2 separate regions of the Homo sapiens genome follow, and region 2 is linked to region 1. The links are chromatin contacts, found by Hi-C in ENCODE. All regions are on one chromosome and are shown on one strand. The core of a region is the stretch at or near the end of the contact, and the rest is flanking DNA. Distances in the headings are between cores, read along the strand shown.

Region 1 (6,665 bases), core at 2,970-5,469:
AGAGAAATGACTTGCTCTGTGTTCCCAAGTATCTTGGGCTTGGGATCCTACTTTGAGTTTCCTCAGATCTTTTATGGACAGAGTTCTGGACCAGGAGGCAGGAGACCGGGGAGGCGGGAGGCCGGGGTTCAATGGGAACCCTCTGACCAGTTGCTTCCTTCCTTGGCTTTGCATTCCTCACCTGACAAGTGGGGCTGAGGAATCACCTGCCTGCTTTCCTGCCTTCATGGTTGTCGTGAGGACCCTCTAGCTGTTCTAGCTTCTGGATTTGCAAGTTAGAGTGTTACACAGGTCTGCACAGGAGACCGTGTTAATAATAACAAGAAGTTATTATTATTGTTATTTTTGAGACGGAGTCTTGCTCTGTCGCCCAGGCTGGAGTGCAGTGGCGCGATCTCGGCTCATTGCAAGCTCCGCCTCCCGGGTTCACATCATTCTCCTGCCTCAGCCTCCCAAGTAGCTGGGACTACAGGTGCCCGCCACCACGCTCGGCTAATTTTTTTGTATTTTTAGTAAAGACGGGGTTTCACCGTGTTAGCCAGACTGGTCTCGATCTCCTGACCTCGTGATCCACCCACCTCAGCCTCCCAAAGTGCTGGGATTACAGGCGTGAGCCACCTGCTCCTGGCCCCAAGAAGTTTTTTTTTTTAGTCCCTCAGTCAGTCCCTCAGCCCAGCAAGGCCACAGCGGGGCAGAAGGTCTAGTCTCATGGAATAAACCAATCATAAAATTCCATGTCTCCACACTGCAATACCATTTAATCACGTAGCTACCTCAATAAAACTCCATGTCTCCACATTGCAACACCGTTCAATCAAGTGGCTGCCTCAGTACTTTCCTTGCTTGTCCCAGGAAGTCCCCATCACATAGCAGAGTTCCCTCAGCCCTGCTGTGGCCTCCCCAGGCCAACATCCTGGTTGGGGAGAAGGCTGCTAGGGCTGGGTCCGGAACCATGTTCTTGCTTCTCAAGGCTGCTGGAGGTGCCTCTTCGTCATATGAAGGTCACCCGTTCCCAGGGCTCCTAAGTGGCAGATGTTGGACTTTCAGGGCCCAACCCCTGAGAGCTGGAACTCTCCAGGGGCCAAGAGCAGAGTCTTCCAGGGGGGCAGAGAGGAGGCCCCCTCAGATTGTGACCCTAGCTGCACCCCTGCTGAAGGGAAAAGAGGAGGAAGGGGTCAGCAGGGTGAGGGGGAGTCAAAGCAGCTGAAGGAGGATGGAAGGGCAACTCACCTGGCGCAGACACACAGCCCCGCCTCTTCTCCCCTGCAACAGACAGCAGGGTGAGGCCTCCGCGTGGACAGACTCGCACCCAAACTGCCTGGCCCACCAGGCCCTGGCAGGGCCATTTCCCTTCTCAATCTATCTTTCCCTTCACCTAAAGGGAAACTTCTGATTTCCCTTCCTCCTCCGTCCTCCAGGAACTCTTTCCAGATTGCCTTTCCATCCCTCTTCCCACCCAAGACCCAGTCACTCTTCCATCTCTCCCTGCCTTAGCACTTGGGAATGGCACATACGTGCCCTGTCAGCCCCATCGAGCCCAGGGCCCCCCTGAGACCTGAAGCAGTCCCCTTGGCTCTTTCTGCTGCTTGCTAATCTCCTTAACCAGGTTCTTTTGGTCTATTAGACCATGTAGCAGATGGACCCTTTTGAGGACATATAGAATCATCTAAGAATGTTCACGAATCTAGAAAACACTTATAGGACCCCAAAAAACCTGAGTCACAGAGGACAGCAACTCCAGCTGACTTCCAGCCCTCATTTCCCCTTTAACCAAGTGGGTCTCCCGAAGGCCCCGGGGATTATTGTGTAAGGACATCCTGGCTTATTTCACCCACACTGCCAGTCCTGCTTCCCCCATGCACAGCTTACCACCCAGATAGGCGCAGTTAAAATGGCTACAGGTCTGATTATAGCTCCAGAGAGTCACCAAGCTCTGGGCTCCATCCTGAGAGAATCTGGTAACCAAAAAGACTTCATGGGGGGGAATCAGCACCTCGCGCTCCTTGGGAAAGACAGAGAAGGCCTGTATAGGGGCCCCAAAGCAAGTTGTTAGAGAGAAGAGGGTGGCATTACCAAATCTGTGGGCCACTGCCTTATCCAGGGAGCTGGAGGCAAACTGGCCCAAGCGGACAGAGTCTCCCAGCCTCTTGGGTTCAAAGCGAAGGCTGCCCACACCTCGGAACACCACCTCCCCAGGTCCCCTGCTGCAGCCCCCACTGCCTCGCAGCAGCTGCAGGGCCCGGATCAGGTAGAAATGCAGGGCCTTGAAGGGAAAGTGCCTCATGTAGAGCTCCCGGGAGCCTCCGCCCGTCCGCACGGCCTGATTCAACTCCCAGTACAAGGTGTTCGATGAGTTGGTGTAGACCATAATGGCTATTCCATTCTGGGCTTTGAAGCCAGGGGGCAAGGTAAGCCCTCGACGCTTGTCCTCCCAGGTCTCCTGGGCTGCCTCCCAGGATTCCCGCAGCAGGGCATGGTGGGCCATTTCCTCCTTTAGCAGGGGGGCTGCCTTCTCCTCCATCTCCTCTGCACAACCCACATAGGTATCGTCAAAGGTGTCTGGAGCCAGGCCCAGGGGCAGGATGGGAACAGCCTGGGCCTGTGGAGCAAAAGAGGTGCCACACCGAAAAGAGCATAAGTTCAGAGCACTGGACATGGGTCCTGGGGGCAAACCCATCCAGAAACACAGAATCTCATTTCTATCCCTAAATATCAGGTATATGCAATTTGGCAAGGGCCCAATAAGAGGCTTAAATAACACAGGCACTGGAGTCAGTCAGACATGGACTGAAATCTTTTTTTTTTTTTTTTTTTTTTGATGGAGTCTTGCTCTGTTGCCCAGGCTGGAGTGCAGTGGTGAGATCTCGGCTCACTGCAAGCGCCACCTCCCAGGTTGGAGTGATTCTCCCACCTCAGCCTCCCAACTAACTGGGATTACCTGTGCATGCCACCATGCCTGGCTAATTTGTTTTTGTGTTTGTTTCTTTGAGACGAAGTCTCGCTCTGTTGCCCAGGCCGGAGTACAATGGCACGATCTTGGCTCACTGCAACCTCTGCCTCCCGGGTTCAAGCAATTCTCCTCTCTCAGCCTCCCAAGTAGCTAGGATTACAGGTGCGCAATACCACGCCCAGCTAATTTTTTGTATTTTTAGTAGAGACAGGGTTTCACCATGTTGGTCAGGCTGGTCTCGAACTCCTGACCTCAAGTGATCCACCAGCCTCAGCCTCCCAAAGTGCTGGGATTACAGGAGTGAGCCACCGCGCGCAGGCTGAAATCTTGACTTTACCACCTATTAGCTGTGAGGCCTTGGGCAAGTGTCATAACTTTTCTGGACTTGAGGATACTTCCAACCTCACAGTTATTATGAAGACAGCATAAAGAGCATTACTTCTGTACAACCTAAAAGGGGTCATCCTGTCATTAGAAAGGTTCTTGCAGTCGGTGGGAGGTGGGACTAGATGACTATCAAGCACTTTTCCGGCTGTAAGATCTGGCAGGCAGGTGATGTGCAAATATTACACACAGCCAGTGTCCAGCTGCCTAACCCCCAGCCCCATTCTCCTCGGGCTCTCTTTCCCTCTCATCCAGCAGGAAGCCCTTGCAGGTAGGTGCTCAGCCACCACACCAAATCACTGTGAGCTCTGAGACGCCTGAGTCCTCCCCTGCTCTGTACCCACATTTGGGGTAGGGGTGGTGGGGAGGCCAAGCCTTGGTTGGGACGGGCTGCCAGGACTGCAGCACACAGGTAACCCAAGGAGGCTTTGCCGGGCTGTGCCTGCGCTGGGAGATGAGAGGTGGGGAGGAGAACGTTGGAGGCATCCAGAGAGGGATGGAGATGGGGGTTCTAGGAGACAGAATGGGAACTTGGGGCTCCCTGCAGAGATGGAGGTTCCTGAGAGGAAGAGAGTTAAGAGTGGAATCCTAGGGAAGAGTCCCTGGGAGAGGGATGTGAGGAGTCAGCCCCGGGTCCACTTCCTCAGGGTCTGTCCCTTAATGTCCCCCTTGGGGCTAGGAGATGGTTCCTGGAGTTACCTGCCAGGTGTGGAGGCCGAGGCTGCCGAGGGCGATCATCAAAGCCGCCAGCGCCATCCCTGGAGGAGACGTGAGGGCCAGGGGTCCGGGTGAGGGCGGGACCAGAGGTGCTGGAGTCCTGGTTTCGAGGGGCTGGAGGCAGATCTGGACCCTGTCTCCAGGCGCACGGGATCCCGGGTCCAGGATTAGGGCCCCGGCGGGGCGTGGGCGGGGCCTGGGAGTTTATTGCCCGCCCCCCGCCCCAAGTCTCCGCCCCCGACTCCCCACACCCCTTCCTCAGAGCCTCCAGTCTGGGGACCTTTCCGAGACTGTAAAGGCGGGGCCGCAGTTTGGCTCCGCCTGAGAGGGGAGGGCCGGGGGCGGAGGACCCACTTGAAGGCTGCGGAAGCCGCCAGCGGGAGGGAGCGCCGAGGGCTCTGGCGGGCGCTGCGCTGTCCCCGGAGGAGTCCGGAGTCCGGCTGAAAGCAAAGGTTCTCGAGGCTAACTGTAGCCCCCGCGCTGGTAACCCGACACCCCTTTCCCAGCGCCGCACGCGGGGCCGGGAGCGGGCGCGCCAGGGCAGGGACTGAGGAGCAATTCCCTTTCTCAAGGCCTGCGGGGTCTTTCTGCGGGACCCTCTTTGGCTGTGAGTGATGGGGAGGAAACTTGTGAGACTCGGCCTCTCCCTCAGGCGGGCCCTGACCCGGTCGGCCCCTGGTCCCCGGCCCACCAGGCCAGGGGCCCCGCGGGGGTCCCGCCGGCCGAGAGGTCGCCCCCGGAGCACTGCGATTTGCATACAGTTTGCATTTGGCCCACACCCTGGGCCACGTGCTCCAGCATCTGAGCAGCGCCCACTCCCTGCCTGCTCTGGGCCCTCTCCCCATTCGCCTTCAGTGGGGTTGGGCCAGAGACAGAGCCCTTGGTCGCAGATCCACAGGGTCCGGTCTCGCCCCTCCCCCAGACCGCTCTCGTGGCCGCTCAGACTCAGGTGACCCATGTTTGTAAACACTGGCCTTTCCCCCACCTCCTCTGGGCTTATCTATAAATAACCTGGCTCTGAGTTTTGGATGCCCCGTCAGAGGTCATGGGAGAAGGGGCCAGCGGAGGAATTGGTAACTCAGGGAAGAGCTTCCTAGCAGCCAGAGCCAGGAGGAGGTGGGGTTGTCACCCCTCCTTCCCCCAGCGGCCGGAGGGTCGCCGAAAGCTAGGATTTGAGAAATGCTGCCTGCTGGGGCTGAGGTGGGCACGAAAGATTAGAGCTACCCAAAGGAATCCATCCTGGTCTGGCTCATTAATTTTCCCCATCCCTGTCCCCCCATCCCCTCAGAGTGTCAGCCAAATAAAAAGTTTCCTCCACCTAGAATCCTGCTATCTCCCAGAATCCTTTCTGTAGACCAAACGGGAAGACATACGGTGGGTCCAGGCTTGGAGGAGGGTGGGGAGGGAGGTGCTTCTGAGTGCTTGTTAGAAAAACAGCTCCAGGGCAGGGCGCAGTGGCTCCCGCCTGTAATCCCAGCACTTTGGGAGGCTGAAGTGGGAGGATCACGAGGTCAGGAGTTCGGGACCAGCCTGGCCAACAAAGATTAGCCGGGCGTGGTGGCAGGGGCCTGTAATCCCAGCTACTTGGGTGGCTGAGGCAGGAGAATCGCCTGAAACCGGAAGGTGGAGATTGCAGTGAGCTGAGATGGAGCCACTGCACTCCAGCCTGGGCAAAAGGGCGAAACTCCATCTCAAAAAAAAAAAAAAAGAAAAAAGAAAGAAAGAAAGAAAAACAGCTCCAGGACAAGTTCTTTTGCCCCCTTCTATGAGTCTAGCCATCCCAAAGCCCTCCCAGATTCTAAAATAAGGAATCATCCTACCGTTTCCCATCATGGTGAAAAACAGCATTTGCCTATATATCCTGCCTGCCCACTCTCTGGAGGAAGTTGAGTGTTTGCAGTTGCTTGAAAAGATACCACCTGAGGACAGCTTGGCCTGCTGGGATGACCCGAGACCAGATGTATTGGAATCACTGCTTTGTCCCTCTCCACCCTCTGGCTTTGGGGGATTGCTTCTCCCATCCCAGGACCTGGAACCCAAAATAAGGCCCCAAGAGATGGATTCAAATCTAGTCATTGGGGGCCGGGTGCGGTGGCTCACACCTGTAATCCCAGCACTTTGGGAGGCCGAGGCAGGCGGATCACGAGGTCAAGAGATCGAGACCATCCTGGCCAACATGGTGAAACCCCATCTCTACTAAAAATACAAAAATTAGCTGGGCGTGGTGGCAGGCGCCTGTAGTCCCAGCTATTCAGGAGGCTGAGGCAGGAGAATCGCTTGAACCCGAGAGGCAGAGGTTACAGTGAGCCAAGATTGCGCCACTGCACTCCAGCCTGGTGACAGAGCGAGACTCCATCTAAAAAAAAAAACTAGTCATTGGGCAGGGATCCTAAGTATAGCATTAAGAAGTCCTGCAAGATCACTGGTAAGTCAGAGCTGGAACTGGGACTCAGAATACAGCCTCCTTAGTTCGAATCTCTCCTGGCACCTTAGCTAAGTCTCAGTGTTTGTGTGAAAGGTACAAAATCTAAGGAGACGCTCTCTGAGGTCGGGGTGCTGAAGCTTCCTCCTCTCTTCCTCCTCCTTGGCTGACCAGAGTACAGGACCACAGCCA
Region 2 (6,761 bases), core at 1,487-3,986, 220 kb before region 1:
AGAGAGAGAAATCTCAAGGGCGCTTTCACAGGAACATTAAACACGCAATAGAATGTGTTGGCAAAGCGCTGTGTGATCTCTCCCTGGGGACGTGGAGCCAGTTGGAAGTGGAAGCCACAGCAGCTGAAAGCCTGACCTTCAGATGTCGCAGGGTGCACCTGGATGAGTCACAGGAAGAAGGCTAGAAGACTGACTCTTGGCCGCATTAGTCCTGGCTACTTAGAGGCCACCTGGGTCATGGGCCAGCTCCCTGGTTGCACTGGTCAGCCAGGATTGCACTGGTTACCAGGGCAGCCATGGCACCAAGGTTTGATGGGCTTGCCATCTAAGTGGAAATGCAGAATGTGCCCATACCAGCCTGGGTTACATTGTCCTTTTACAGGGGCCTCAAGCCCAGCAGCGAACTTTGGCTCCCGAATTAGGTAGACTGTCTCGGCTGGTATGTGACACAGGGCAAGGCACTTCATTGCTTCAGAGCTCCTTCCATTGCCGTAAAAGGCCCTACAAGACCTGGTCCTAATCCCTCTCTCTGGCCTGTTCTCCCTCACCCCTGGCCAACCCTGCTCACTCCACTCCAGCCACACTGGCTGCCTTGCTGTTGTTCCTCAACCACAGCTGGCTTGTTTCCACCACAGGACCTGTGCATATCCTGTTCCCCCAAGCCCTTCCCATGGCTGGCTGCTTCACCACTCAGGCCCCAGTTCAAATGCCACCTCTTTGGGGAAGGCTTCCCTGATTCCCCGACTTTGGTGACTCTTCTCCCCAGTTGCTCCATTCACCATTTCCCTGTTTTATTGGCTTTAAAGCCACTCTCATCTGGTCTTTTCTTGTTTCTTCATTTCTTTGTTTATTCTCTGGCTCTCCCATGCAAGCAGACCCTCATCTGTCACGGGTACTGCTGATCCATGGTGTCTGGCTCATAGAAGGCATTTATTAAACATTTTGAGACTGAATAAAAACACTATCTAACACTGACATGCATTTACCATGAGCCAGGCACTGATCCACAGGCTTTTGTACTCAACCCTGACAACAACCCTAAGAGGTAGGTATCATTCTATCCCCCATTTTATTAATAAGAAAACAACAGCACAGAGAGATGCAGTCACTTGCCCAAGGTCACACAGGGCCAGGGGTTGGGCCAGGTTTCGAAGCAGGCAGGCTGTCTCCTGGGTCTGAACTCTCAACTACTGCACCCTAATCAAACAATCCCTCTGGTCAAATGTGAGTGGTAATAATAGTACCCACCTCGTGGGTGTTGAGGGTGAGCCCAAGTTAGCATTCAGCGTGGGCATGTGAACAATTATAGTCAATATTGAATGGAGACCTATGATGCTTTTATGAAGGTTTCTATTTTGGGTTAAAAGTGCACAAATTTCTCCTGACCGGAAATGATCTCTGAGTGCAAATATTTCATATCAATGGAATAACGCAAATGATTAAGCAACACCCCATAAAATGGGGCAGACCCAGGGAGGAATATATATCCAAACTCACTCATCCCAGTGAGCTCACCGCACATGAATTACAAATGGGGCCGGGTGCATTAAGCCCCTCTACTGGCAGAAGGGAGGCTGCTGCCTGCCATGCGCCTGTGCTGAGAATGGCAGGTCCCCAGGGAGACGAGAGGCCACCCCCTTCTCTGTCTCTTCCATCACAGGCGTGAGAACCTCAGAGCATGAGCCGATTCTGTGCAGTGCTCGACATACAGACGAGAACACTGAGGCAGGAGAGACAGCCTGTGACCTGGTCACTGCGCTCAGGAGGACGTGGTTACCCGTGGTCCTGAGGGCGCTGACTTTTTAGAATGGGCGAGGGCAGCTCTGTCCCAGTGACCAGAACGGTTACTGTCTTTAAAAAGTCGTGAAAATGATCGTGAACTGTACCCCACAACGAGTGCGCGTCTGCCCCCCAAGACGGTGGAGAGGCCCCCAGCTTCTCCCGCCAGCTCGCGGGGCAGGAGGGGTGCGAGCAACTCTGGCCAGGCCCCAGGGACGGGGACCGGGTCGCGCGGACCTGACCGGCGGGAGCCCAGGCATTCACGTGGCGGGAGCGCTGGAGGCTTCAGCACGGAGACCCATCCCGTCTGCCCCTGGACTCCCGCGAGCCCCGCGGGCCTCTCCGCTCGCCCCGCCGCCCACCTGCCAGGGGAAGGAACGCAGTGCGCGCGCCGCCAGGAAGCGGCGCTCGAAACTCTGCAGCAAGAGTTCGGTCCCCGCGTTCTCCTCGGGCACCATGACGGGGGCGGGGCCGCAGCGTTGCCGGGAGACCGGGCGGAAGCCGAGCCTGGACTGAAAAGGGGGCGGGCCCAGGGCAGTGCGCGGGGGCAGAGAGGGGGCGGGGCCTGGGGGTAGGCTTAGGATGAGAGTCGTGGGAGCGGCTCTAGGGCGGGGCCAGGATGAGCGTTATGAGGCGGGGGCCTGGGGTGGGGCCAGAATGAGCGTCTTGAGGGCGAGGCCTGGGGTAGGGCCAGGAGAAGCGTCGTTGGGGCAGGTCCTGGGGAGAGTTCAGGTTGGCGTGTCCTGGGGCGGGGCCAGGACAGGGCGATCCTGGAAGCGGGGCTTCGGAAACATCCAGGTTGGAGACGTCCTGGAGGCGGGGCCTTGCGTGGGGGCAGGATAAGAGTCCTGGAGGCGGGCGTTAGGGTGGGGGTAAAGGACGATTGGGTTCAGGAGGCGAGACTCGGAGCAGAGCCCAGGAGACAGGTCCTAGGGCGGGGCTAAGGCCAGACCCGGAGAACGGCTCAGGAGGCGGGGCCAGGGCGGGGCGTTGACTATGTCGTAGCACGTGGCCAGGCGCTGCTCGGACTCTGGGAGGCGGAGCTTAGGACGGGCCTACGTGGGGAGGGGCCCAGGGTCCGGGAGGCGGGGCCGAGTCCGGGCTGCTGGCTGCGCTCAGGAGGCGGGCCCTGGGAGGCGGAGCTTAGGGAGGGGCCGGTGTCGGGAGGGACCCAGGGACTGGGAGGCGGGTCGGGGCTGGGCTCAGGGGCCGAGAGGGAGCTGGGCTTGGGGCGGGGCCGAGACGGAGCGAGGGGTCCAGGGTGTGAGAAACGGGGAGGGGTTTGAGGAGGGGATTGGAGCGTGGCTCAAGTTCGGGAGGCGTTACCTGCGGAGAGTTTGAGGCAGGCCCAGGAGCGAGCCCACGGTCTGCCGACGCGGAGCCAGGGACGGGCCCCAGGATCCGGAGCTTCAGGCGGGGCCGAGTCCGGGTTTGGGGCCCGGGAGTCGGGGCCGGTTAGGGCGAGGGTCCCCGGGATCGTCCGGTCAGGCCTTGGGCCAACGTAGGCACTCTCGCAGTTCCTCCGCCTTCAGGAAGGTCTTTTTGGCAGGGGCCTTATGGGTGCGCGCTTCGGTCCTGGAGGCGTTATCCTAGCCTCCTCTCCATCAGCGCCACCCGTCCGGGGCCCGATAGGAGGGAGTTTTCCCTCTGTCCCCCACCCTTTGGACTGTCACCAAACAAGCCATTCGTTCACCAAATACTTATTAAGCGCCTACCATGTGTCTGGCAAGGGAGATGTAACAGTGAGAAAAACTAGGTGTGGTCCAGGCCCTCCAGGGGCTCAGGGGCTCGTGGAAGAAGTGGACATTGAGGTACTTATCACACAAATAAGTATAAAAGTACAATAGCGATATCTGCCACGAAGGCGAGCAGACAGAGCTAGCGGGGCTTCCAGGAGGAGTTTTGATCTTGCAGGGACAGGAAGGAGGAGTTAGCTCCTGGGGGGCGGGATTGGGGGTGGTGGTGATATAGACGTGGGGGACAGAGTGGAAAACAACAAAAATATAATTATTTTAGTTCAAAGTTATTGTGTCTTGAGTTGAAAGGCTGGGCAGTTAGCAACACAGTTCAGATTTCAGTACTGCCCCTGAAATCTGAACTGTGTTCAAAGTCTAAAACGTTTACCTTAGCAAATCCCTCATAAAACTCCATTTGGAAGAGTCCCGAGAGCTAATTTGTTCAGTGTACTTGCAAAAGGTAGATGAGGAGACAGACAAAATCTTATTACCTCTTTCAGATGAGAGGCACTTGAGCCCTGCTCAGCTGCGAGAATAAGAGAGGGGAATTAATTCTATTTGAATACACGTGTTCTCTCACAGCTGTTGTTCCCCACCAGAACCAAATGAGCGCAAGATCTGACAAAGAAAAAAAAAAAAGGTTCATCTTTTATTCCCCCAAACACTTTCATTTAAATCAAGAGGGTGGGATGTGGTTATTGCTGTGTTTTTAGACAGAATCAACAGTTTCTGGGTCTGAGATATTGCATACACCCTCTCAGTCCCTGTATCCTGAGATGGAGTCACCTGAGAATCCACAGCATGTCCTAACCTGGGATGGGTCTGGGTGATTAAGGAAGGTTGGCTTTAGAACTGGGCCGGGGCACTGCTTTGCTTTTGCTGTTTTGATCAGCTCTCTGCCTGCAGGAGAGAAGGAAAACCAATGGGAACAGGTTAGTTACACTCATAAATCCTGGGCTTATTTTATTAACTCACATAATAGCTATTAATTGCCTTTCCTCCAAGGAGCAAAAGGGCATATACGGTCAATACTATAATAAGTACCACTGTATTATGTTATACTAAAATATTAATAAATCGAGGTTGGTTCAGTCTTTCCTGATTCCATAGATTGGAAGCGGATTGAGGAAAGACCCTAGCGGACCACAGAGCTGAGCCATGCACACAGAAGAAATCTTTTCTTCTTTTGTTTTTTTTTTTGAGACGGAGTTTCGCTCTCTTGTTGCCCAGGCTGGAGTGCAATAGCGCGATCTCTGCTCACTGCAACCTCCACCTCCCGGGTTCAAGCGATTCTCCTGCCTCAGTCTCCCGAGTAGCTGGGATTACAGGCGTGAGCCACCATGCCGGGCCATTTTTGTATTTTTAGTGGAGACAGGGTTTGAACACGTTGGCCAGGCTGGTCTCAAATTCCTGACCTCAGGTGATCTGCCCTCCTCTGCCTCCCAAAGTGCTGGGATTACAGGCATGAACCACCGCGCCCGGCCAGAAGAAATCTTTATCTTGGTGTGCGGGCTCCGATGAGGGACAAATGTCATCTATCTTGGATCTGAATCTGGAAGGATCAAGGCACTGAAGGGATTTTTTTGTTTCAGAGAGTCTCCCTCTGTTGCCAGGCTGGAGTGCAGTGGCATGATCTCGTCTCCTGCAACTTCTGCCTCCCAGGCTCAAGCGATTCTCCTGCCTCAACCTCCCGAGTAGCTGGGATTACAGGCACGCGTCACCACGCCTGGCTAATTTTTGGATTTTTAGTAGAGACAGGGTTTCACCATGTTGGCCACGAGTGTCTCTTGAACTCATGATCCATCTGCCTTGGCCTCCCAAAGGGCTGGGATTACAGGCGTGAGCCACCACGCCTGGCCTCACTGAAGGGATTTTTTAATGTCACGTGGCTCTCTCAGGTGCGGTGTGTTCGGGTGCAAGTGAAGATTAGGACTGATACTTAAAACCAAACGTAAAATTCCAGGTGGTGTTGCTATGGGGAGCAGCATTAGGACAATCTGAGTGGTTTCAGTTGCAAGACTGTGCGTGTACGTGCAAGAACTACAGTCAAGGTTCAACTTCTGGCTTTTAGGGTCTCTTTAATAACAGTAATAACAACCTAAGGCAGTTTAACGGTATGGAATGGTTGCCTTTTAGAAGTTAAGCTATGGGCATGGAAGTTCAATCAGTACATTGAAGTTTTTCCTTTATCTCTCCTATGGTTAATGGTTTCTGCAGAAAAGGACCTATTGATTTCTTTCTAAAACGTTGCTTCAGGGTGTAGAGACCTTTATAGGTCATGTTTCAACTTACAGAAAATTTTATAGTTCAAATATAAATTACATTCAATGTGGACTTTGTAATAGAATTGAAGGTCAAGTAAAGTTTCCACTTTTCTTAGGCTGTTTGCAGTGCCCAGCAGGCCCCATCATATCGAGATGGAAGTTATGTTAAAGGAGGAGATTGGTCAGGGAAGGGCAGAATAAGGAATATGGGCAGCTCAGGCTAATGATACAATGATTGAGGTGTAGAAAGAGGGCCAGGCACGGGATAACGCCTGTAATCTCAGTGCTTTGGGAGGCCAAGGCAAGAGGATCACTTGAGGTCAGGAGACCAGCCTGGTCAACAGAGTGAGACCTAATCTGTACAAAAAAAAAAAAAATTAGTTGGGGATGGTGGTGTGCACCTGTAGTCTCAGCCACTTGGAAGGCTGAGGTCAGGGGATCCCTTGAGCCCAGGAGTTTGAGGCTGCAGTGAGCTATAATCACATAACTGTACTCCAGCCTGGGTGATAGGGTGAGGCCCTGACTCAGAAAAAATTGATTCAGGGAAAAAATTGGAAATCTTAATCCTCCGTACCCAGGACTGTGACCTTATTAGGAAATAGGGTATTTGTAGATGTAATCAAGTAATGATGAGTCATACTGGATTGGGGTCTGCTGGTGAGAAAGCAGATGCAACGACAGGTGTCCTTATAAAAGGAGAGAATGAGGGCCGGGCGTGGTGGCTCATGCCTGTAATCTCAGCACAATTTGGGAGGGTGAGGTGGGCGGATCACTTGAGGTCAGGAGTTGGAGACCAGCCTGGCCAACACGGTGAAACTCCATCTCTACTAACAACACAAAATTAGCACTGCGTGGTGGCGGGAGCCTGTAATCCCAGCTACTCAGGAGGCTGAGATGGGAGAATCACTGGAACCTGGGAGGCGGGGGTTGCAGTGAGCCAAGATTGTGCCACTGCACTTCAGCCTGGGTGACAGAGGGAAAC

Evidence for each region. A loop is a pair of places that touch in the nucleus more often than their neighbours do. Pooled maps may share reads with other maps.
Region 2: a loop to region 1 is called in a pooled map, with 14 times the contacts of the local background. The contact joins the enhancer-like site here to the promoter of ART5 in region 1. A Hi-C loop is called at or near these places in 6 of 50 pooled maps.

What each region holds. Positions count from the first base shown.
Region 1 is chr11:3,637,773-3,644,437 of GRCh38, forward strand. ART5 (ADP-ribosyltransferase 5) reads right to left here and starts at 4,220. Exons shown (of 4, transcript NM_053017.5): 1 at 4,034-4,220; 2 at 1,870-2,599; 3 at 1,231-1,263; 4 at 740-1,021. The coding sequence starts at 4,090. The coding sequence ends at 966. RefSeq lists an enhancer at 3,927-4,640 and a silencer at 4,780-4,829.
Region 2 is chr11:3,420,260-3,427,020 of GRCh38, forward strand. It overlaps the pseudogene FAM86GP. Among named protein-coding and RNA genes, the nearest start is that of ZNF195, 44 kb to the left of the region's middle. RefSeq lists silencers at 2,010-2,149, 2,180-2,319, 2,820-3,029. Within about 2 kb of position 2,737, at least 36 of the 41 ENCODE cell types and tissues checked have a DNase peak (open chromatin) inside an H3K27ac peak, as active enhancers do.